2 separate regions of the Homo sapiens genome follow, and region 2 is linked to region 1. Evidence: chromatin loops called from intact Hi-C (ENCODE). Cell type or tissue: HepG2. All regions are shown on one strand. Each heading gives the region's core, and the rest is flanking DNA. Links, peaks and the distances in the headings are about the cores only. Region 1 overlaps LOC116435278 (a long non-coding RNA gene). Region 2 has its middle 34 kb from the start of PDGFA.

What was found. Hi-C counts contacts between places; a loop is a spot of excess contacts. Peaks named below come from ENCODE experiments on the same cell type or tissue, not always from the same donor. Only the 100,000 strongest peaks of a DNase experiment are listed, where the experiment ranks them.
Region 2: it touches region 1 in a loop (2.0-fold over the local background); 3 of 110 quality-filtered maps call a loop at or near these places.

Annotation. Positions count from the first base shown.
Region 1 is chr7:432,876-444,914 of GRCh38, reverse strand. LOC116435278 (a long non-coding RNA gene) reads right to left here. Exons shown (of 2, transcript NR_165239.1): 2 at 5,526-7,211. Among named protein-coding and RNA genes, the nearest start is that of PDGFA, 81 kb to the left of the region's middle. RefSeq lists enhancers at 7,696-8,531, 8,258-9,457, 10,204-11,039, 11,040-11,876. In HepG2, for the core only: a CTCF peak has its summit at 6,322 (motif pointing left); no DNase peak of the experiment used is centred there; H3K4me3 peaks cover 942 bases; H3K27me3 peaks cover 5,123 bases.
Region 2 is chr7:479,452-491,490 of GRCh38, reverse strand. No RefSeq gene overlaps it. Among named protein-coding and RNA genes, the nearest start is that of PDGFA, 34 kb to the left of the region's middle. RefSeq lists enhancers at 1-71, 72-851, 11,051-11,571. In HepG2, for the core only: no CTCF peak of the experiment used is centred there; DNase peaks (open chromatin) are centred at 5,567 and 6,580; H3K4me3 peaks cover 489 bases; H3K27me3 peaks cover 278 bases.

The DNA of each region.
Region 1 (12,039 bases), core at 1,615-9,614:
GGAGCCAATGACTGCATTTTGAAGAAAGAAAAGGGAGAAACTTGGAAGGGCCTGTGCCTCTGGGGCGTGCTTCTCAAGAGTTGGCAGCAAGGCTAAAGACACATCCCGTTTACAGCTCCCGCTGGGCGCGCCACCTCTGCAGAGCTGGGCTCGGAGGCTGTGAGGCCGGGGAGGCCCTCCTGGGTCAGGATGGATGGTTCTGGCTCTGGCTCTGTGAGTGTGGGCAAGCTTGGGGCAGGGCTCCAGCTCCTGTGTCAGAGTGGAGGCCCCAGGACCCTTTGGTATCTGGGACCTGGGAAGCTTTGAGCTGACCCTTAGCTGACGGCCCAGGTTCTGGGTCTCTGCGTGTGCCTCCGTCTCATGCAAAGGGTAGTGAATGTCCCTAGAACGTCACAGGGCTTTGGCAGGTGCAGCCTCCTGGTGGGGAAGTGGGTGGAAGGAAAGGGGAAATATTTCTCAGAGCCCACCAGTGGGGTCAAAGACCCTGTTTCAAAGGTCAAGGGAGGGTAAGGGCTGCCTCGGGGTTACCCCAGATCCTAACTCAGTGGCCAAGAAGGTAGGTGGTGGCTGCAGGATGGACAAGGTAGGCAGTGGCTATGGGATAGACCACAGGCTCTGCCGTGTAAACAGGATGAGATTCCCCAGCAGAGCCCCTGCAGGGTGCTGTGCGTCAACTCCTGTGGCACAGGGAGCACCCAGTGGGTGCCTAGGGAGCAGCAGGGAGTTCTCACCTGTCCCTGGAGCCACTGGGAGAGTGTGGAGGGATGGGAGATGTCCAGCTCACCTGGGGCTCTTTTCCCTCAAGTAGAATCTGCTCAATTTAGATACTGAAAGGGGAGGGGTTTGGGGAATTGACTTTCCTAGCTGCAAAGAAGGGCCTGGGACTCCTCAGAGAAACAGAGGCTAAGAGCCCCAGGCTGAGAAACCTCCTCCAACTGCCCAGCTGAAGGGCTAGAACCCATGTGGGCTATGCCAGTCTGTCCACATTCATCCACCCACCCATCCATCCATCCACCCACCCACCCACCCACTCATCCATTCACCCGCCCACCTTCCCATCCATCCATCCATCCATCCATCCATCCATCCATCCCTCCATTCATCTATTCACCCACCCATCCATCTACCCATCCACATACTCATCCATTCACCCATCTACCATCCTCCATCCACCATCCATCTATTCACCATCTATCCTTTATCCTCCATCCATCCATCCATCCATCCATCCATCCATCCATTCATCCATCACTCATCCTCCATCCACCATCCATCCATCCACCATTCATCCTCCATTCTCCATCCCTCCATACACCATCCATCCACCATTCATCCATCCATTCATGCATCCATCCATCCATCCATCCATCCTCCATCCACCATCCATCCATCCATCCACCCATCCATCCACCATTCATCCATCCACCCATCCATCCACCATCCACGATCCCTCCACCATTCACCATCCATCCATCCATGCATCCATCCATCCACTATCCATCCTCTATTCTCATCCATCCATCCACCATCCATCCTCCATCCATCTCCATCCACCATTCATCCTCCATCAATCCATCTATCCATTCATGCATCCATCCATCCACCATCCATCCATCTATCCATCCACCATCCATCCTCCATTCTCATCCATCCATCCACCATCCATCCTCCATTCTCATCCATCTGTCCATCCATCCATCCACCATTCATCCTCCATCCATCCATCCACCCACCATCCACCATCCATCCACCAGTCATCCTCCATTCTCTTCCATCCACCATCCACCATCCATCCACCATTCATCCTCCATTCTCATCCATCCACCATCCACCATCCATCCATCTATTCATCCATCCATCCATCCATCCATCCACCATTCATCCTCCATCCATTCATCCATCCACCATTCATCCTCCATTCATCCACCATCCATCCATCTATTCATCCATCCATCCATCCACCATTCATCCTCCGTTCATCCACCATCCATCCACCATCCATCCATCTATTCATCCATCCATCCATCCACCATTCATCCTCCATTCTCATCCATCCACCATCCACAATCCATCCATCCATCCACCATTCACCATCCATCCACCATTCATCCTTCATGCACCATCCATTCATCCACCATCCATTCATCCACCATCCACCATCCGTCCTTCCACCATCTATCCTTCATCCTCCATCTACCATCCATCCATCCATCCATCTATCCGTCCGTCCGTCCGTCCATCCGTCCATCCATCCCTCCATCCATCCATCCATTCATCCACCCATCCGTCCAGCCATCCATCCATCCTCCATCCATCCTTTATCTGCCATCCATCCATCCATTAGCCATTGTTACCTCCTCTGAGTCAGATGTGGCTCTAGGTGAGGGGATGCAGTGACAAGACACAGCCCCACCCTATGAGGCTGATACTCCAGTGCTTTAAGGCATGGGGGAAATAAAGCACAGAAACCAAAGGGATTCACGATGTCTTTTGCCCTCAGGGCTGGGGGCCCTGTGGGGGCATTTCTGAGTGCCAGGCATTGTTCCACAGAGCCCTTGAGCCTGTGGCAGGCAACAGGCTGGGAGCCACATTTACTGAGCACCTGCTGTGCGCCGAGCACACTTTGGGCTCCTCACACAGCAATGAGCTCACCTGAACTCCTGTAGGGGAGATTCCAATTTGCAGACAGGAGAAGAGCTGGGGGAGGAGCCCACATGCTGGGGAGAAGCCAGCTGGGGTCTGAACCCAGGCGGTCAGTCTCCCTGCTGCCGTTTCTCAGCAGGGAGCTGCCCCAAGGGCTGGGTGGTGGCTGGGTGCTGTGGGTGGACACCTGTGAGTTTCCTGGAGTCCTGCTTTCATTCGGAAGCTGGGTTGGAACAAGAGGAGGCTGGACAGCCACCCTCAGTGTGACCTTTTATCTCGGCAGCCTTGCTGGCCCTGGCCAAGGTGGGTCTCAATTTCTTTCTGGCCTCCACCGGAATTACTTAATGGATAAAAAATAACCATGTCCAGGGCTCAAGTATCAGCTGCGGGAACAGCCAGCATTGGCAGCCAGGGACCTCTCGCTGCCCGGCCAGCTCCGGAAAGAGCCTGCCCCTCCTCTGCACAGCTGGTTGTGTGTGGGTGTGGCGAGCGTGGAGGGGTGGAAGGAGCACTGGACCTGGAGTCTGAGGGCCCTGGGTGCAAATCGACTTCACCCCAAGGAAGTCAGCATGACTTGAGGCAAACCAATGACCCTTTCTTTAAAAATTGGCCAATGCGGGCTCAGCATGGATCACCGTGAGGGTCCAATGAGGTGACTCGGGCGGGAGCAGTGGCGTCACTGTCGTTTTCTCGTCTTCTTCCTCCTTCCTTCCCCCTCGGCAGTGCAGTGTGTGATGGCTTCCTCGCCTGATGGTGACACAACCAGCCCCATCCTGGTGGTGGGCACCCACGTCACACAAGCCACGCTCCAGCTTCCCGGGTGCCCACATGTTTATGAACCAGCCTCATGCTGGTGGTGGGCGCCCACGTCACACAGGCCACGCTCCAGCTTCCCGGGTGCCCACGTGTTTTTATGAACCAGCCCCATCGTGGTGGTGGGCGCCCATGCCACACAGGCCACGCTCCAGCTTCCCGGGTGCCCACCTGTTTATGAACCAGCCTCATCCTGGTGGTGGGCGCCCACGTCACACAGGCCACGCTCCAGCTTCCCGGGTGCCCACGTGTTTATGAACCGGCCCCATCATGGTGGTGGGCACCCACGTCACACAGGCCACGCTCCAGCTTCCCGGGTGCCCACATGTTTATGAACCGGCCTCATCGTGGTGGTGGGCGCCCACGTCACACAGGCCACGCTCCAGCTTCCCGGGTGCCCACATGCTTATGAACCAGCAGTGAGATGGACGTGTCTCCCAGGGCCAGCCAGGCCTTCTCCGGCTCTTCCTACCTCGTTATGTGCTGCGGCCTGGATACACTGGAGCTTTTAAATAGAGTAGTTCCACTCTAGCATTTGATTCTGTTACGAATGGAATGGCATCCTCCAAACTTATAGGTGGAAGCTGTATCCCCCATGTGACTATATTTGGAGACAAGGCGTTTAAGGAGGTAACAAGATTGAATGATCCCATAAGGTTGGGGCCCTAATCCTAATCCTGTAGGACCAGTGTTCTTATGGGAGGAGGAAGAGACACCAGGGATCCCCACTATCTGTGCACAGAGGAGAGGCCGTGTGAGGATCTGGGGGAAGGCTGCCATCTAGAAGTTGAGGAGAGAGGCCTGTGGAGAAACCAGCTGTGCTGGTTCCTTAATGTTAGACGTCCAGCCTTCAGAGTTGTGAGAAATAAATCCGTGTTGTTTAAGACCCTCCGCTTGTGGTTTTTGTGATGACAGCTGCAGTACCCTAAAATACTTTCCAAACTCCATCACAATGTGGGCCCCATCTCCCGTTACTGCTCAGGAGTAGGAGAATGAAAAAGAGGGCTGGCAGGGGCTGGGGATGGGCGTTCTGGGATACTGGGGCCCTAGCTGACTTTGGACAAGTCTCTTTTGTCTCCCCACTGTAAAAAGGAGACCTTGGGCCCAGTGGTCTCTACACGATTCTCCACACCAGAAGCTCTCTGGCATCTTGGGTCTGGGGCCACTGCTCAGTGCAGGGAGGGCTTGGTCTTGGTAAGGGCAGCAGTATACTCTCAGGGCCCAGAACAAGGCCTGGTGTGTGAGCTGGGCCCTGGACCCGGAAGAAGGAACATTGACCTCTGCCTCCTCTTCACCTTCCCTTCTGCAGTGATCGTGGCCAACACCCAGGGCTCCAGTCCATTCCTGGGGCTTGGGGGCACAGGGACCCATAGAGAATGCCCAGTTGGCTCGAATGAGGGTTATCCCTGCATGGCCACTGTCCTTGAGATGGCTGCCCCTGGAGTGTGCAGAGGACACTCTCAGTACCACCAGATTCCAGCCTGCCTGGCGGGAGTCCCCAGGACCGTCACTCTCGCCTTGGTTACAGGGGCCTCTGTCCTCCACATCTCAGGGAGGTGGAACCAGCCCACACAGTGCACAGTAAATGCTCATACTCCTCAGCTTCTCTTAAGGGTCAGAAATCAAGGGCATACCTAGAGGCCAAAGCCTTCTTTGGGCCTCAGTTTCTCCATCTGCAGACTGAGCAGTGGGCTCCGACCATTGCTGCCATCCCCCTGAGGTCTGTAGGATCTCAGAGGTTTATTTGCAAGGAGTTTCCCCCCAGTTTCCTCTACATAAATCATCCTGAGCACACACATACCTGCGTACCTTGAGGGTGGCAGGAAGTCCAGACATTGCTCCCGACCCCCTTAGGTCCAGGCCCAGGGCACAGCCCTATAAATCCGTAACACAGAGAGCACCAAGGGCCGAAAGCGTCCTCGTGGAGGGCAGGGCTGTGGGGAAGAGGCTGAGCCACCAGGGGCTCTCGGGGGCTGGAGCCTGGCCCTGAGGCAGAGACACAGAGGGTCCCGTATCAGTCAGCGCCCTTTGGAGGGAGAGAGACAGAGACACAGACACAGGGAGATTGATTTAATGCGCTGGCCCATGTGATGGTCCAGGCTGATGAATCTGAAATCTGCAGGGCAGACCCGCAGGGGAGCAGGCTGGGAGCCCGGGCAGGATTTTATGTTGCAGTCTTGGGGCAGAAATCCTTCTCCAGGAAGCCTCGGCGTTCATCTTCAGCTGCAGCTGAGGCCCAGCCACATCTCGTGATCTGCAGCACTTGCAATTAGCCAATTGTGCGTGTCCATCACACCTGCAGCACAGCCACAGTGGCATCTGGATGGGGCTTGACCGTGCCGCTGGGCACTGCAGCCCGGCCGAGTGGACACGGGGGGGTGCCCATCACTGTGCCCACACTGTTGTTGTCCGCTGGCCATCGTGGTGGGAGTGCCAGCTGACCTCCAGCCATTGGCATCGGCAAACTGCAGCCAAGGGCTCTCCAGAGATCTAGAGGCCCTAGGAGCAGCCTGTGACCTCTGACCCGGATCTCATGACCCTTGGGTGGGAAGACTCTGAGGGTCCCGTGCTGGCCCTCTCACTGGAGCAATCCCCCATGGTGGTGACAACAGCCCTTCCCCATCTCAGCCCTCATTCCTGCGAAAGTTCCCTGGGATGGCCTCCCCATAAACCTATTTCTAGGTGACCCCAAGTTAAGGCAGTCCTGAGGGAGATGGGTCTGTGGAAGGCGTGGGAGGAGAGGGAGCTCCTGGGGTCAGGGACCGTCCCTGGCTCCATCCCAAGGGCTGCCTGGGCCCCTCCAGGAAGGGGGAGCCTCCCTCAGCCTTGCAGCTTTGGGACACTCCAGATGACCTGGAGCCACCTGCTGGGTGGAGCATGGTGCCAGCCTCTCCTGGTCTCTGAGCTCAGGGCTCTGTGCATCCATGGCCCAGAGCTAGGTCCGGCAGAGGAGAGTTTCCAAGCCTCAAGCTCAGACTGTCTCGTAGATGAAGGAGTCAACATGAGCCAGTGAAGGCAGGTGGGGCACGGCTCCAACTTTGCCACCTAAGGTGACCTGGATCCTGAGGCCGGCAGCCCGCAGGACCAGGGAGGGAGGGCGGCGGGAACGCGCAGAGAAGCGAGCTCTGGGAGCACCTGCCATGCCCTCCTGCCTCCCTGGCCAGCACGGGCTGCGGGGACACAGAGGGAGCTTGGGAATGAGGTCGTGGGGGCGGCACCTGCCCCACACACTGACTCGTCCTGGCCCTTGGTGAGTGCTCAGGGCTGGGCTCTGGACTCAGTCACGCTGGGGCCGGCTTCGCTTCCGTGCAGCTGGGGCTGGACAGAGAGGAGGACACCCACTTCTCAGCAAGCCTCTGTCTGGCCGTGTGATTCTCAGAAGGAACTGGGCTCTGGCTGGAGCAGGCTGGCGAGTGCCCATCTCGCAAGGCACCTTTCAGCCTGACCCAGGCCTCTGCCAGTGGCCGGTCTCACGTGGACCCCTGTTCCCTCCTGTGTGTTGCAGAAGCGGCCGGGCATTCAGAACAGAGCTGCTCTCGGAGCCTGACAGTGATGGATAAGCCGGGACTCTGGGTGGCTGCCGGGTGAGGGGCGAGCCTGTTTCACGCGGGCCCCGGAGAAGCTGGATGCGGTCCCCGGACTGAAGGAGGAAGTTCCGGGGGGAGCGGCTGGGCAGGTGGACGCCTCCGCTGAATCCAGCGTTTCCATGGTTATTTCATTGAGTGACCGGCATGTCTCTTTCCTCACCCCGGGTCCTGCTGAGAAAGAAAAGGCGCCTAGCACAGCCACGTCTGCCAATGGCCAGGCGGGCGCCGCCACCTGCCTCAGCGTGTGCCCATGGCGAGGCCTCCTGGAAATGGCTGGGCTGAGCAGTGCGGTTTAAAGAAAAACCCAGAGAAGAAGGCAGCCATTCCCTAGGCCCGCGTCCTTGCAGCCTGCCCCAGAGGTCACCTGCCTCCGGAATTTGATTCTTCCCGGGGGTAGCTCATTCTCCCTCCTCTCATTCATTAGCCCCTGCAGGGACAGGGCTTTCCTTCTCAGCCCTCCTGTCCTCAGCCGTAAAACAAGGTGGCTGTTCTAGGTCAGAGCTGCCCGGCAGCCTCATGCCTGGTTTTAAATCTGTTTGTGCTGCCTGAAAACATGTAAAAAAAGGTAATATTTAGTTTGAGCCTATATTTTAACTCCATCACCCAAACATTGTCATTGCAATGTGCAGTCAATGTAGAAATTGCTGGTGAGAGCTCGGTCATGAGTCGGCGCTGACTCCCTCCCACCTGTGGCTGGTCTCACCAGGACGTGCCCCAGGTGCTCCGTGGATGCAAGGGGCTGGGGGCCGCTGTGGCTGGCACAGCTCTCCACCTTCCGTGATAATCCTTGCACCTTTAATGGGCCTGGCTCAGGCTCTGAGTGGGTGCAGTGGAGGCCCCAGGTCAGAGAGAGGCAGAGACCCCCAGGCTGGAGATAGAGATGGGAGGGCCTGGATGGGGCAGGGTGGGGCCTTGGGGAGGGGTCGCCGTGGTGCACAGTGTGGGGCCCTCGGTCGGTGCACCCTGGGCTGCCTGAGGCCTGGAGGTGGGCACCGGGGTGGATCTGGCCTCTGGTTCTGTTGTGTCCACTGGGCCACATGGCCTGGGCAAGCCAGGGTCTCCAGGGGCTGGGGAGGTCCCCCTCACCCACTCTCAGGCACGGCCCCCGACTGGAGCAGGCCATGGTGGCAGAAAAGGGCGTCCACACCCTCAGATTATAGGGACTTGCATGGCAGCAGGCTCCCCGCAGACCACTGAGGGTGCTGAGACCCGGGTAGGTGGGAGAAGCTGTCCAAGCGCAGGAGGTTACGTGGTCCGGGCCACGCCAGGCCCCACCCCGGGTGCTGCTGCCTCCGGCCTTATTTCCCTCCGGCCGATCTCGGTGGTTGTGGGCGGCATCATCGCACGGACGTGCACGGGGGCCTCCAGGGCCTCACACTCCAGACGTGACCAGCAGAGACGGTTCCTGCAGCCTTGGCCCTCGGATGCCTGTGCCGGGAACAGGTGGCTTAGTGGGGCCTGGCTGTGGCCTCCTCTGCGTCCAGGCCTCCTGCCGCCCCCGCCCCTTGGCCCTCATTCTGGGGGGCGTGGGCCAAGCTCCCTGTGATCACCTCTAATGGGCAGCCCCTCCTGGAGCCCTTTCATCTGATCCACAGAGTGTTTCACAAACACTGACTCATTCACCTCCCACGGCCTCAGAGGTAACTTGGTCCATTTGGTAGGAGGGAGACTGAGCCACCTCATTGTTCAAGATTTATTGCTGGGCCACCCAGCAACTCATCCCGGCCTCTTCCCCTCGAGACCCCAGATGTAGGAATTTGGCCAGAGAAGCAAGGGGGGCGGCCCTCCCAGAGGGCCAGGTGGACGGGCCAGGCCAGGCTCTGAGCTGAGACAGCTCCTCTGTGCGTGCGGCTGCCTCTGAGCCAACGGGGCGGGGCTGCTGTTCCACACCCGGCTGTGTCCGTGCCAGACGCTTGCTCACTCATGTCCCTTTGTGTGTGCACAGCTGAATCCTCACCCGAGTCACACAAGTCTTCCAAGTAAGTTCCGTTCTTCCCCCTTCTACAGGCAAGGACACAGAGCTTCGCAGAATTCAGCTCTTTCGGCCCAGGTAGCGCAGAGACTAAGCCTGGGAGCTACCGAGATCAGGCCTCTCTGGCCCCCAGAGTCGTGCTTCTCATTTCGCGTACGCCGTCACCACAGAGCGGCATCTTGTTTACGAACTGCCAAGCATGAGGTTAGGGTGTGTAGTCAGGATCCACGGGGAACAGGCATAAGCCGAGGAGTGAAATGGGATTGTCCAAAGAGGAAGGTGATTGTAATTGCTGAATATTATAGTTCCTTCCTCTCAGTTTCCATCTCAGCTAAACTGTAATCAGACTTCGTTACAGCTTAGACAGTGTTTAAAGGGAAACGCACGGGGCCAGCGATCCCTGTGCCTGTTAGTTCCTGCTTTGGGACCTCCTGCGAGCCGAACGGGCCTTTCTGAGCTGGGGAGCATGCCCGTTCTCACCTGCCCACCTGCGTCTGCTTTGATAACCCGGACATTATCCCGGCTCTCCCCGCGCCCGCCTGTCAGTCAAGCCCTTTGTGAAGTCACTTTCGTTTAGACACTTCTCCTGCTCCGACTCAGGGTAAAAACGTGTCTTCTGTGTGACATGGAGGGAGGTGGAAATTACTACGTGCATAGAAAACTGTAGGTTACACAAATAACCTGTCACCAGAGATAGGCAGCCGAGCTTTAAATCAACTCACGGCAGCCAGGGCCTTCGTGTGCCCTGGGGCCACTCGCCCTGCACGGGGAGGGGCGCATTGCAAAATTCCACCTCCCTCCGGGTGGCCGCTATGCAGAGCTTCTGTCTGAAGCTTGTTTTCCTAACAATGTTGACATTCTTCCCCGGCTCTCTTCGGCAGGTCCCTTGCCCCAGGAAGGTGGGGGACGACCCAGCCAATCTCTCCAGAGCCCGCGGCGTGCACAGCAGAGCTCAGAAGGGCCGCTTCTGAATCCTCGAGCAGCAGTGTTCGATTTTCTGTCAATGCTGACTCCAAACGGCTGCTCTTCCCCATCCGGGTGCTGCCGGTCTCCAGCCAGCATGTGCCAGACTCGGAGGGGACAGCAGCTTGAGCTCATAAAGATACAATAATAATCGTAAGGGGCATAACAGGGGTCGGGCACGGTGGCTCACGCCTGTAATCCCAGCGCTTTGGGAGGCCGAGGCGGGCGGATCACGAGGTCAGGAGATCGAGACCATCCTGGCTAACACGGCGAAACCCCGTCTCTACTAAAAATACAAAAAACAAAATCAGCCGGGCGCGGTGGCTCACGCCTGTAATCCCAGCGCTTTGGGAGGCCGAGGCGGGTGAATCACGAGGTCAGGAGATTGAGACCATCCTGGCTAACACGGTGAAACGCCATCTCTACTAAAAATACAAAAAATTAGCCGGCCGTGGTGGCGGGCGCCTGTAGTCCCAGCTACTCGGGAGGCTGAGGCAGGAGAATGGCGTGAACCCGGAAGGCGGAACTTGCAGTGAGCCGAGATCGCACCACCGCACTCCAGCCTGGACGACAGCGAGACTCTGTCTCAAAAAAAAAAAAAAATTAAAATAAAAAAATGTTTTTTGAGACAGGGTCTTGCTCTGTCACTCAGGCTGGAGTGCAGTGGTGCGATCTCAGCTCACTACAGCCTCGACCTCCCTGGCTCAAGGGATCCTCCTGCCCCGGCCTCCCGAGTAGCTGGGACTACAGGGCCTGCGGCTACACCCGGCTAATTCTTTTATTTTTTGTAGAGAAGGGTTTCCCTAAGTTGTCCATGCTGGTCTTGAACTTCTGGGCTCAAGCGATCCTCCTGCCTCAGCCTCCCAAAGTGCTGACCTCGCAGGTGTGAGCCACTGCACGCACCCCCTTCCTTCCTTTTTCCTTTCCCCTCCTTCACTCCTTGAGCTGGACGCAGCAGCATCTGAGTAACTGTGAACTGCTGTGTGCCGGGATGTCCTGCACGGCTTTTCTTGGTGGGTTTTATGGAGTCGGTGAGAAGGATAGCGGTTGTCAGGTGGATGCCCCAGCACTGCAGGATCCAGCTGAGCCCCACCCCTGGCCCAAGGAACCCCTGGGATCCAGCCCTGTGCCGCTGCCTGGGAGCAGGGCAGCCGTGGCCGGGCAGCCTGGGCGGGCGTGTTCTCCACACTTCCAGGAGGAGGCGGCTGGAGTTACTGGCCCCATCTTTAACCTGAGAGGCTTGGAGTGGTGACGTGGCTTGCCTGGGGTCACACAGCTGGAAATGACAGGGGGCGGGGAATGGGGATCTGACATGGGGTCTGTGTGGGGTCCTCTCCCCATGTCCCACCTCGCCCTGTGCTGGCAAGGCAGGCTGAGGAAGAGTCGGCTTCTATGGGGCGACAGGCTGTGCCTCAGAGACCTTCTTCTGGGTTCCCCGTGTGGCTGCTTCAGTTTGTGTCTTTGGAACGAGGGTGGGGGCACTGCAGCCTTGGGTGGGGCTCCGGAGGGCCTGAAGACTCTGGGAGGGAAGGGAGGAGGCTTCGCCCCAAGATGCAAGATAAGGGGGGCAAAGGGGCAGGGAGAGATGGCAACCCCAGGAGGCTGTCATCAGGCACAGCTGCAGAGGCGCTCGGGAAGCTGGCAGAGCCACAGACAGACCGGGCGGGCTGCATCCTAGCAGAGGGCGTTAGCAAGGACTCTTCAGGTCCGAGTGACAGAAACCTGCTCAGACTGATTGAGGTCAAGGTGGGTATTTACAAGGTGGATATTTCTGGCTCCTACCAGAAAGTGCGGGGTGGTGGGCTTCAGGCACGGCTGGATTCAGGTGCTCCAACAGCACGATCAGGGCGTGGACTCTCCCACTTCTGGCTCTGCTTTTCTCCACCTGGGCTGCATTCCCAGGCAGGTTCCCCACACTCTGGTGGCCCTGCAGGGAGGGGCCTCTGAGTGTCCCAGTCCCAGAGTCTGAGTGACTCGGCCTGGGTCCCTGCTCACCTCTGGGACAATCACCGGGGTCTGGGCCAGCCCTGGGTGGAGGGCCCACTGGGGGCCTAGGGTGGG
Region 2 (12,039 bases), core at 1,822-9,821, 46 kb before region 1:
TCACCCAGCCACGCACCAGCATCCGGCGGCTGAGGCCCCTGCTCGCCCCTCCCTGGGTGGTGGAAGCCATCCCGGGCCCTTCTGGTTTCTGAGCTGGAGCCTGGTGGCCCCAAGGCCCTGGACATGGGGCTCCACCAAGGCCCTTAGTCGTCTGGTGTGCAGGACATATAGACAGACAGAAACACCCCTCCTTGACTCTGACTTCTAGGCAACCCCAGTCAGGCAGGGAAGCCCATTGCAGGCCCTAGACCCAGGCTGCAGGAGCCACTGCCGACAGACCCCCCCATCCCCTGCGGGCCACAGAGCACCAGCTGCAACCCCCATCTGTCTCCCTCAGGGGACTCTGGGAGGAAAAAGCCCAGAGCACACACGAGGCAGGACCAGCCTCACAGCCCCTGTCCCCCACTAGGGCCATTGGTGCCAGTACTGTGACACCCCTTCCGGAGAGGGCTGGGAGATGTGGCTGTGGGGCAGAGGCTGGGTTGGGAGCCCCATTCTGGCACTTTCTGCTGCCCTTCCATACCTCCTTGCCAGGGAGGCCTGGCTGGGAATCTTTCCATCTAGGTGCTCCCAACACTGAGGCTTCCTTGTCCCTGCTCAGCCCCAGCAGGTCCCCAGAGGCGTCTGGGGAATGGCGCAGGTATCCCCCCACGTAGTCCCCAGCACGCCTGCCCCAGGGGTTCCGAGGTCTCACTGAATCCCCAGGGAGGGGTCAGCGGTCGGAGCTTTGGGTCTTTCCCTACAGCTGCATTTCAGAAGGGAATGCAGCCGCTCTGGCGTGCCGGGGCTTGTGGTCCAGAGAGGCAGCTGCCACCTGGCGTGGGAGGCTTCTCAAGCTTGTCAGGCAGAGACTCATAACTCAGTGGTGAACCCCACCTGACCTCAGGACCACCTGCCTGTCTCTAGTCCAGGCTCTGCCCTGTCCTGGGCTCCTCTGGACCTCCTGGCACAGCCTTGTGCTACTCAGCGTCCACTGGCACGGTCGACTCCCAAATCCCCTCCCCCAGGAACCAAGAGCTAGGACTTGTCTACACAGCCAGACCTCCAGCCCTGATGGATGGAAAAGCCTAGACCCTGCACTGTGGATGTCAGGGAGGACTTATGGCTACTGGGTCTCAAGAAAGTCACTTGTTTATTTTTATACGTATTTATTCATTTGAGACAGTATCTCTCTCTGTCGCCCAGGCTGGAGTGCAGTGGCGCGATCATGGCTCACTGTAGCCTCGACCTCCTGGGCTCAACTGATCCTTCCAGCCTCAGCCTTCTGAGTAGGTGGGACTGGTGTGGCCTCGGGGCTTCTCTTTGTTGCCCGGGTTGGTCTCAAATTCCTGGGCTCAAAGGATCCTCCCACCTCAGCCTCCTAAAGTGCTGGGATTATAGGCAAGTGCCACTGCACCCTGCCGAGAAGTTAATTTGTTTGTTCATTCTTGGCTCAGCAGAGAGTTGCATACCAAAATGGCTCAGTGAATTGGCCTGGTGCAGGAAAGGGAGGGGTGTTCTGAAGGTCATTTCTGCTCATGGGGGGTCAGTGACCTTCAGCAGAGCCTCACCCCTCTCTGAGCCACAGTTTCCTCAACTGTAAGGTGGTTGAACTGTTGGATTAAACCAGATTAGACCAGAGTTGCTCAGAATTTTGTACACAAGATGCATTCATGAAGGTTTGTGACTATGATATTTTTCTAAGAGTTTTATAGTTTAGTTCTCATATTTAGGTGTTTGATCTGCTTTCAGTTAATTTTTGTATGTGGTGTGAGGCAGGGGTCCACCTGCATTCTTTTGTATGGTGGAAATCCAATTGTCTCAGCACGATTTGTGGAAGAGACTCTTCTTCCCCACTGAATAGTCTTGACACCCTTGACAAGTCAATCAACCATGAATGTATAGCTTTTTAAATGAACTCTCAGTTCTATTTCATTGATCTATATGTCTCTCCCTATGCCTTGGGTCTTCATTACTGACATTGTGGTAAGTTTGAAATCCAAAATTGTGAGTCCTCCAGCTTTGTTCTTTGTAAAAACTGTTTTCTTTTCATTTATAATTGCCCTGGCTAGAAAGTACCTCCAGTAGAATGTTGACTAGAAGTGGCTGAAGCCGACATCTTTGTCTTGCTCCTGATCTTAGGGGAAGAGTTCTAAGTCTTTTGCCTTAGCTAGCTGTGGGTTTTATGTAGATGTCCTTTATTAGGGTGAGAAAGTTCCCTTCTATTCCTAGTTGTTGAGTGTTTATTTATTTTTGTTATGAAAAAATATTAGATTGTCCTTTTTTTGCATCAGTTGAGATGATCATGTGATTTTTATTTTTATTCTGTTAATATGGTATATTACACTGATTTTTTTTTTGTATGTTGAACCACCTTTGCATTCCTGGAATAAATCCCACTTGGTCATGGAGCACAGTCATTATTTTTGTATGTTGCTGGATTTGGCTTTTTAATATTTTATTTATTTAATATTTTTATTTATTGAAATTTTGTGTGTCTATACATGAGGGATAGTAGTCTGTAGTTTTCTTGTGATGTCTTTGTGTGGTTTTGGTGACAGGTTATGACTGGCTTCACAGAATGAGTTCTTTCCTCTTCTATTTTTTCAAAGAGTTTGGGAAGCATTTGTGTTAATTCCTTTTTAAATATTTGGTAGCATTCACCAGTGAAGCCATCTGGTCCTGGGCTTTTCTTTGTAGGAAGTTTTTTGATTACTAATTCAATCTCTTTGCTTACTATAAGTCTTCATATTTCTTCGGGCCTCTTTTTCTTGAGTCAGTTTGTGATTCTAGGAATTTGTTCATTTCATCTAGGTTATCTAATTTCTTGGCACACAATGTTCACAGCATTCCTTTATTATTTTTATTTCTGTAAGGCTGATACTAATGTTCCCTCTTTTCATTCCTGAGTTTAGTAATTTGATTATTCTGTCTACTTCTTGGTCAGTGTAGCTAAAGTTTTGTCTATTTTATTTTTTTCAAGAACCAACTTTTGGTTTTGTTAATATTCTCTATTGTTTTTCTACTCTTTATTTTTAAAATTTATTTCCCCCGTAATTTTTTTTTTTTTGAGACAGAGTCTTGCTATGTTGCCCAGGCTGGTCTTGAACTGGGCTCACGTGATCCTCCTGCCTCAGCCTTTCAAGTAGCTCTCTAATCTTTGTTATTTCATTTTTCTGCTTGTTTTGGGTTTGGTTTGGTTTTTTTTTCCATTTTTTAAAAGATGGAAGATTAAGTTATTGATTTGACGTCTTTTCTTTTTTATTTTAAAAAATTAGGAGTTTCTAGCTATAAATGTCCCTCTAAGCACTGTTTTAAGCTGCATCCCATAAGCTTTGGTAAGTTGAGTTTTCTTTCATCTCAAAGTATTTTCTGGTTTTCGCTGGGATGTCTTCTTTGACTTATTGGTTATGTAGGAGTGTGTTGTTTAATTTCCACATATTTGTGAATTTCATAAATTTTCATCTATTAATGATTTCTAATTTTATTTCATTATGGTCAGAGAACATACTTGGTATGATTTTCATTATTTTGAATTTATTGAGACTTCTTTTATGGCCAAACATATGGTCTATCCTGGAGAATGTTTCACGTGCACTTGAAAAGAATGTGTGTTTCTGGATGGGCGCAGTGGCTCACACCTGTAATCCCAGCACTTTGGGAGGCCAAGGCAGGCGGATCACTTGAGTCAGGAGTTTGAAACCAGCCTGGCCAACATGGTGAAACCCTGTCTCTACTAAAAATACAAAAATTAGCCGGGCATGGTTGGGCATGCCTGTAATCTCAGCTACTCAGGAGGCTGAGGCACGAGAATCGCTTGAACCCGGGAGGTGGAGGCTGCAGTGAGCTGAGATTGCACCACTGCACTCCAGCCTGGGTGACAGAGCGAGACTCCATCTCCAAAAGAAAAAGAATGTGTATACCTTTATGGTTGAATGGAGTGTTCTGTAGATGCACATAAGATCGAGTTGGTGTATGATGTTGTCCAGGTCTTCTACTTGCTGGTTGATCTTTGGTCTAGTTGTTCAATTTCAATTTGTTTTTGTATATCGTCCTTAGATCCTGCAACCTTGCTAAATTCACTTATTAGTTTTAGTAGAATTCTTTTGAAATTCCTTTGAGTTTTCTACATACATGATCATGTTATCTGGAAATAAGAACTGTTGTATTTCTTCTTTTGCATTCTGTATGCCTTTTATTTCTTTTTCTTGCCTTGTTGTACTGGCTGGGACCTCCAGAACAAATAGAAGTGACAATAGAATGGGCAATCTTGCTTTATTCCTGTTATTAGCTAGAAAGCAATGAGCCTTTCAACATTGAGTAAGATGTTAGCTGTAGCTGTTTTGTAGATGCCTTTAATGAAGTTGAGGAGGTTTGCTTCTCCTATTAGTTTTCTGAGAGGGTTTTTTGTTTTTCTTAAATCATGAAAAGTTGTTGAATTGTGTCCATTTTTTTTGCATCTATTGCATTTCATTGTATGGTTTCTGCATCTGTTAAAATTACCATGTGATTTTTTTTTACATAATTCTATTATTGTGAATTACATTGATTAGTTTTTCAAATGCTACATTAACCTTGCATTCCTGAGATTAACCCACCTTGGTCATTAAATACGTTTCTTTTTATATTGATTCTACTTGTTAATCATTTGTTAAGGATTTTTGTGTCCATGCTTAAGTGGGAAATTGTTCTGTAGTCCTCTTTTCCTGTGGTGTCTTTGGTTTTGAATCAGGGTTTTTGGAGAGTCACAGAAAGTTACAGCCACACAGAGACAAACACATAGACACAAAAACACATGGAGCACCACACACATTCACGTACAGGCACACACATTCACATACAGGTTCACACATTCACACACAGGCTCATGCATTCACACGCATTCACATGCAGGCACACTCACTCACGTGCAGGTCCACACACAGGGACACACATTCACACACAGGCTCACGCATTCTCACGTAGGCACACGCATTCACATGCAGGCTCACACATTCACACACAGGCTCATGGAGTCACACGCACACACATGCTCACACAGGCATACACAGTCACACGCAGGCTCACGCAGGCACACGCAGGCTCATGCAGGCACATGCAGGCTCACATATTCACATGCCTCACACACAAGCGCGCCTCACACACAAGCACATGCATTCACACACAGGCATACACATTCACATGCAGGCTCACATAGGCTCACACGGGCACACACATTCACACACAGGCACGCACACATTCACACACAAGCTCACACACAGGCTCATATAGACACCCTCGAGGATGCTTCAGTCCGACGCGGAGTCAGGAGAGCTCGGACTCACTGAGGACCCTGCTATGGTCTGCAGCTGTGTTCATTTATCAGCTGGGACAGTGTGGGGTGCTCCTTGGACGCTGTCTGTTTCTCCCGCTCTGAGAAGAGCCCTGCCCCGGTTACGAATCCTTCATGACCGTGATTTCTGCCGCTTCCCGGGAGTCATCAGGGTACAGGGATCCCGCCTCCTGACAGTGCCCTTCTGCGGCCCTGTCCCTGTTCTGTGGACGAGGACACAGCCATCCAGGGGTGGAGCCGTGCATTCCAGGGCCCTTATCCTGTTCAGCCACCCCTCCCTCCCACAGCGTCCCCTCCCTGCCCCACCTGGCATTGGCCCCAACCCCCAGCGCCCTTCTTGGTGGCGGGTGTGGACTGCACAAGCTTGTGGCGATGGAAAGCTGGGCTGGGGCCAGACTTGGTGAGAGGCCACGAGAGCTGGCACTGAGGGGCCCTCGCAGTGGGATGCCCTGCCAGGCTTCTGGGGCCATGTCCCTCCTGTGGCTGTCCAAGCCCCACAGATGGCGATGCAGTGTGTACGTCCTGCAGCTCCTCGTGGCCTGGCGAGTCACAGCCTGTCCTGTGTTGATTTTGCTGCTCAGCAAGGGATGTGGGCAGATAGTGTCACAGTTATTTATCAGGAGGCAGAGAACCCCTGGCAGAAGTGGGTCTTGGGGAGGCTAGACTCACTAGAGCCCCAGCCTGGGAGCTGTGGCTTGCTGGCCTGCAACCGTGGACCCCAGCCCCTGGGGGCCCTGGAAGCCTGTTTCTCCATGATCAAGGGCCGTTTTTTGCGAGTGTTTGCAAGGGAGGAAGGGCTTCCTGCAGGATCTTCCCGTGTGATGTCTCTATGGGCTTTCTCCTGGGACAGGGACCCATCAAAGGTGGGAAGGGAGGGTGGTGCTGTCCGGGGAGGTAGGTGAGGGGACCACAGTCTGAGGTCCAAACTGCAAAGGGTTCACCCCGTAGCCTCCTCCCTCCTTCATTCCCTCCTTTCTTTTGTTCTCTCCCTCCTCACCTCTCCATTCGTTTTTTTGGAGCTACTGGGGCTGGAGCCGCCTCCTGGGATTGTGGCAGCCTTGGAAGATGGGTCCTCCAGTGAGAGCCTCGGGGCTGGGAGGAGAGGCCCAGGGTGCCGCAGTCCCAGTCCCAGGGTCATGGGGGGCCCTCGAGCGCGGGGGACCCTGGGGCCTCTGTGCAAGGGATGGCTCTGGGGCCCTGTGCTGATGGAGGACTCTGTGTTTACCTAATGAGGGGGTGCATGGGGGTTGGCAAACAGCCCTTGACTGCTGGCGGAGGCTGTCGGCTTGGGTGGCTTCCAGAGGCCCCTCAGCCCTGCATACCTTCCTCCCGGGCTCCAGTCCCGCCTCCCCCACCTTCTCGAACACAGACCTGCAGCGACCCTGAACAAAAGGAAATCCCTAAAGCTAATGTCCATGGGGGCTGGTGGGAAGTGAGCAAGAGTGGGGGTGGGGTCAGGGCCCTCGGAAGCAGGGGTCATGCGGGAGTGGGAGTGTCCCCCTGCCTGCCCCAAGCCCAAGGGGAAATACCTGAGTGAGCCCTGGCCCGTAGGAGGCGTGTGAGGAATGTTCCAAAAATCCTAGGCTGAGTGAATGAGGCCCTCACCCAGGCAGGGTCTAGGGCCAGGGACAGAAAGGCTTGTCTGAGGACACACTGGGAGCCAGCCCGTCTTTGGGTGACCCCAGACGTCACCCCAACCTGGATTTCCAAACCAGGTCCCCCAAGGCTCTGGCCCTGAGCAGGTGGAGGAGGGGAGGGGCAGGCAGACACAGTGTCGGCTTGGGGGAACGGGGTTGGGGGTACGGCAGAGGGACGGTCCCACATCTAGAGGCCAAATTCAGGACAGCCTAAAAAACACCCTCCGGAAAAGGCAGCCCAAATCATCTCATGTGCTTCTGAAATTCTTGCATTTTCCCCCTCAAAATCTGTCCTAGTTATGCTTGAGATCTCCTGACCCCAGAATACTTTTATTTATGACAGAAAATTCATCTCCATGGCAACGCCTTAGGAAGCTGCAGCCTCAAGATTATAACTTCCCAAGCAATGAAGACAATAAATGGATTTTTCACAAAACGGCTAAGAGCGACTCTGGCAAGAACCGGCCCCTCTCTGCAGTCTGGGGAGGGGGGGTTGGAGTTGAGAGGGGTGAGGGGACAGAAGGAGTCCCTAGGGCTGAAGTAAAGCCCACCAATGTGGTGGGTCTGAGGGAGGAAGCTTCACATTGTCTGTGTTCCGGCTTTTAAAGAGCAGCGCACTTAACCCCTTCGTCAAATCAAACATGACCCTGGGTTGCCCTAGAGGCCCTGAGCGAGCATCACCACATCAGGCCTGGCAGGCGCCTGCACACTGCAGTGTCTGAGCCCCTCAGCCACCTCCAAAGCACACATTTGTGCCTTGTCTTCACTGTCTGAGAAACAGGCATGGAGGATGAAGGAGGTCTCCTTGTCCCAGGGAACCACAGGAGCCTCTCTCTGGCAGCCTTTAGGGATCCAAGGCTGGAAACCCCTTTGCAAATAGCTTGGAGCAGCTTTCCAGGCTCAGCCCAAATTCCACAGTGAGGGGGCAAGTACTGGCCAGTTCCAGCAGAGATACTTCCTCAAATCAGATGGTGCGCATTGCAGGGGCCTCAGTTGGACATCAAGGTGGAGCCATCCCCCTGGTCCTAGTTCCTGTCATCCATCCATCCACTCATCCATCCATCCATCCATCCATCCATCCATCCATCCACTCATCCATCCATCCATCCATCCATCCATCCATCCATTTTTTAACCCATACCCGCGTATTTCACCGCCAGTCTTCCCATCCCACCCATGTTGTGCAGCCCCTTTGTCCATGATACCGAGGCTGTCCCTTTATCCCCGCCCGCCCAATATCCCACGGGTGGGGGGGCCAAGGACTGGCCCAGGTCCCCGCCAAAGTTCTTCCTCAAAATCAGGATGGACCCATTGGCAGGGGCCTCAGTTGGATATCAAGGTGGAGCCATCCCCCTGGTACTAGATCCTCTCATCCACCCATCCACTTATCCATCTATCTATCTCTCTATCTATCCATCCATCCAACTATCCGTCCATCCATCCATCCAGTCATGTGTCCAACCATCCATCCATCTTCTATCCATCCATCGAACTATCCACCCATTCATCACTTACCCATCCATTCACTCACACATCCATCCATCCATCCATCCATCCATCCATCATCTATCAGTCCAACCAACCATCTATCATCCATCCAAGTATCCACCCACCCACCCATCCACCCATCTGTCCAACCATCTATCATTCATTCAACTATCCACTGATCTACCCATCCATCCATCCATCCCTCCATCCAGTCAGTCATGTGTTCAACCATCCATCCATCTATCATCTATCCATCCATCAAACTATCCACCCATTCATTCACTTACCCATCCATCCATTCACACATCCATCCATCCATCCATCCATCCATCCTTCCATCCATCAATCCATCCAACCATCTATCATCCATCCAACTATCAACACACCTACCCATCCACCCAACTGTTCCAACCATCAATCATTCATCCAACTATCTACTGATCCATCCATCCATCCACCTATTTATCTGTCCATCCAATTATCCACTCACTCACCTACACATCCATCTACCCATCATCTACTTACCCTTTCACCCTTCCATCCACTCATCCATTCATTCATCTATCTAACAATCTATCATCCATCCAACTATCCACCCACTTGCCTACCCATTCACCCATCCGTTTATCCAACCATCAATCTGTTCAGCCGTCTATTATTCATACAACTATCCACCAATCCACCTATCCATCCATCCATCCACCCATTCATCCATCTATCCATCCATCTATCCATCCAACTGTCCTCCATCCAACCATCCATCCATCCATCCATCCATCCATCCATCCATCCATACAACATAAGTTCTTGAGCACCTAACAGGGACCTGTCACTCTGCCAGACACCATGAATTTCTTGCCTTCCTGGAGCTAACCATTAAGAGGGAAATTTAGACATTAATCATACACAAAAAGGAACATAATCGTAGACTGAAGTAAGTGCCTGAAGGAAATGACAGCAGTGACTAGTGCTGCTTGGGGGCAGATGGGGTGTTAGATGCTTTAGGTTTTAATTCTCACAACCACCCATGGGTAGGTGCTGCCAGAGACCTATGCTTCAAAAATGGAGAAGTTGAGGCACAGGCTCAGGAAGGATCTTACACCAAATCTTGTAAGTGGAGGAGTCAGAATGTGAACTTGGCCCTTCTGAGTTTTTAATCTCTAGGCTATTCTGCCTCTCAGGTGGGTGGGGAGGGTCCATAAGGGCCCCTGATCTGGTCTAGTGGGATCTCTGGAGACTCCCCACAGTGTTATTGAACCCAAGGACCAGCAAGGGATGCAGGTGAAGCACAGAGAAGGTGGCACGCAGGAGGACCACCGCATGGGTTGTGCTCATTCAAGGCAGGAGGGCACTAAGAAGCAGGACCAGCCCCAGCGGTGGGGAGGGGAGGGTGGGGAGGGGAGGAGGTTGGGGAGGGGAGGAGGGTGGGGACAGGAGGAGGGCGGGAAGGGAGGGAGGAGGGTGGGGAGGGGAGGAGTGTGGGGACGGGAGGAGGGCTGCCCACCGTCCTGGCCCCCCAGAGGCACCAAGCCCTGCAGATGAGCTGCGCATGAGAAGGAGAGAGAGATTTATTAAGAGCGGTTCGCCGTCAGTATCCAAACCTTCACAAGTTAGACAGAGTCGGTCTTCACTGGAGGGGGCATTCCTGGGCCCAGCTGCTCTTCAGAGCCTGCTGGAAGCAATTAATTAGCGGGACCAGGTACCTGTGTCCTGCCGGGCTGGCCCCACCTCGGCCTTCCTCTGGAGCTCCTGCAGCCCCAGGGAACCTGTCCCCAGCTCACGGATCTGAGATCTGCAGGGGCTCACACTTAAACTGTGGTGCCCTCTGACCTGGCCTGATTTCCATGGGAGCCCATGGCCTGAGGGGAGAGGAAGGACAGTGCCAGGCTTCGGAGAGGGGCTGTTTTCTTTTCAGGCTCCCTGGAGCCCTGGCCAGCTGCCTCCCCTCCCAGGTTCCACCTGGACTCCTCCCTGCCCTCCGCAGGGCCCTGCCTGGCCCTCTTTTCCTATCAATCAGAAAACAGCGACCTGGCCTGCACCTGACACTTCCTCCATCTCCCCTGGGCCTGGCCTCGGGCTCCTCAGCAGCCCTGGATTTGGCCTGGAGCCAGGGGTCTGGGCAGAGGAGAGTGCTTGCTCGGGACGAGGAGAGGCAGTTCAGGGCCTGGAGGGGACTGGGTGAGCTCAGCCTGGGGCTTCTCCGGGAGGCTGGCAGCTAGAGAGTCCTGTCTCCAGGGGCAGACATGCACACAGGGAGAGATAAGCTTGCGGTCAGCAGCCATGCGAGCCCCGGGAGTGCCTCCTGTCCTCACCAGGGTGGTGGTGGGGGCACCAGAGGTCCCAGCCCCCATGCTGCCCCACCCTGATCCTCGGCCTGCGCTCGCTCCTTGCCCTGCCTGCCTGAGCTGCCCCTGCCTTGGCTCCCAGGGGCTGTTGGGCCCATCTGCATGGCTGCCCCCCACCCACAAGCCCCCTCCTTTGGAGAAGCACCTGTCAGTGTGAGTCTAGGGCTGGGACCTCCCGGGGCTCCTTTTTGGGTTCCCTGGGCGATTGCACCCCAAATGTTGTTTCCTAGGTCTGAGGGAGAGAGGTTCTCTATCTTGCTGCTCAGATGGCCCTGGCCAGGTAATCTCTCTCCTAAGCTGGGGGTGGGGGCACTGAGACGGCATCTCAGGGCCTCTTCCTCCCACTCTGCTGCCTCCAGGAACTGAGAACAGCGCCCCTGCCCCCCAGGGCTCTTGCCCTCGGCCGTTTCACCGGAGCACACAAGTGCTCACAAGCTCGGCAGTGACTAAAAGCCAGGAAGGGCCGGGGAGGCCGGGAGCCTTCTGGATGGACCCCGTGTTGGTGAGGCTGACAAAGCTCTGGGCTGAGCCCCACACTCCTTTCCTGACGCTCCGATTTCAAGGCTTCTCTTAGATGGGGCCGCTTTCTAGGAAGGGAGGTTGGGGGGTCTTCCCTGCCCGCTGGCCGGGGGAGGGTGGATGTGAGTGGCCAGCCCAGCACCCCCAGCGCCTGTCTCACCTGGAGCTGGCTTGGCCCCAGTACTGGCTTTCTGGAAAACAAACCTAACTTGAAATCCTTGGAAAAGGGTGCCTGGTGCAGACCACCCTGCGTCACTGCCTGGAAACCATGACTGGGGAGGGGCACCCTCTCTGGGGGTCCTCAGAGCCGGCAGAGGCTGACTCGTGGCTGAGGCTTGGCTCCGGCTCCGGCTCTGGGGTCGCCTTCTGTGACCCTCCAGCTGATGGTGGTGGAGGCAACGGTAGCAAAGTTTTACAAAGCTCTTCCCAGCCCCTGGTGCTGTGGACTGGGCCGCTGACGCAGTTGGTGCCGTATCACCCTCAGTTCCCAGACGAGGAGTTGGAGCTTTGCTGGGTCTCGTGTGCAGGGGGCAACAAGGGAAGGAGCGGCCCACCCAGCCCTTTCCAAAGCTCTGTTGCTCTGTTTCCAAACCTTCGAGGCACCAGGTTTATTTATGTGTTTGCCTCTCCCATGAGGTTGTAAACACCATGAAGAGAGCAAGGATGTCTTATGTGCCTCTGTCACAGATTTTCAGAGCCTGGCACAGAGCCTGGCAGAGTAGCTGTTCCCACATCAGCT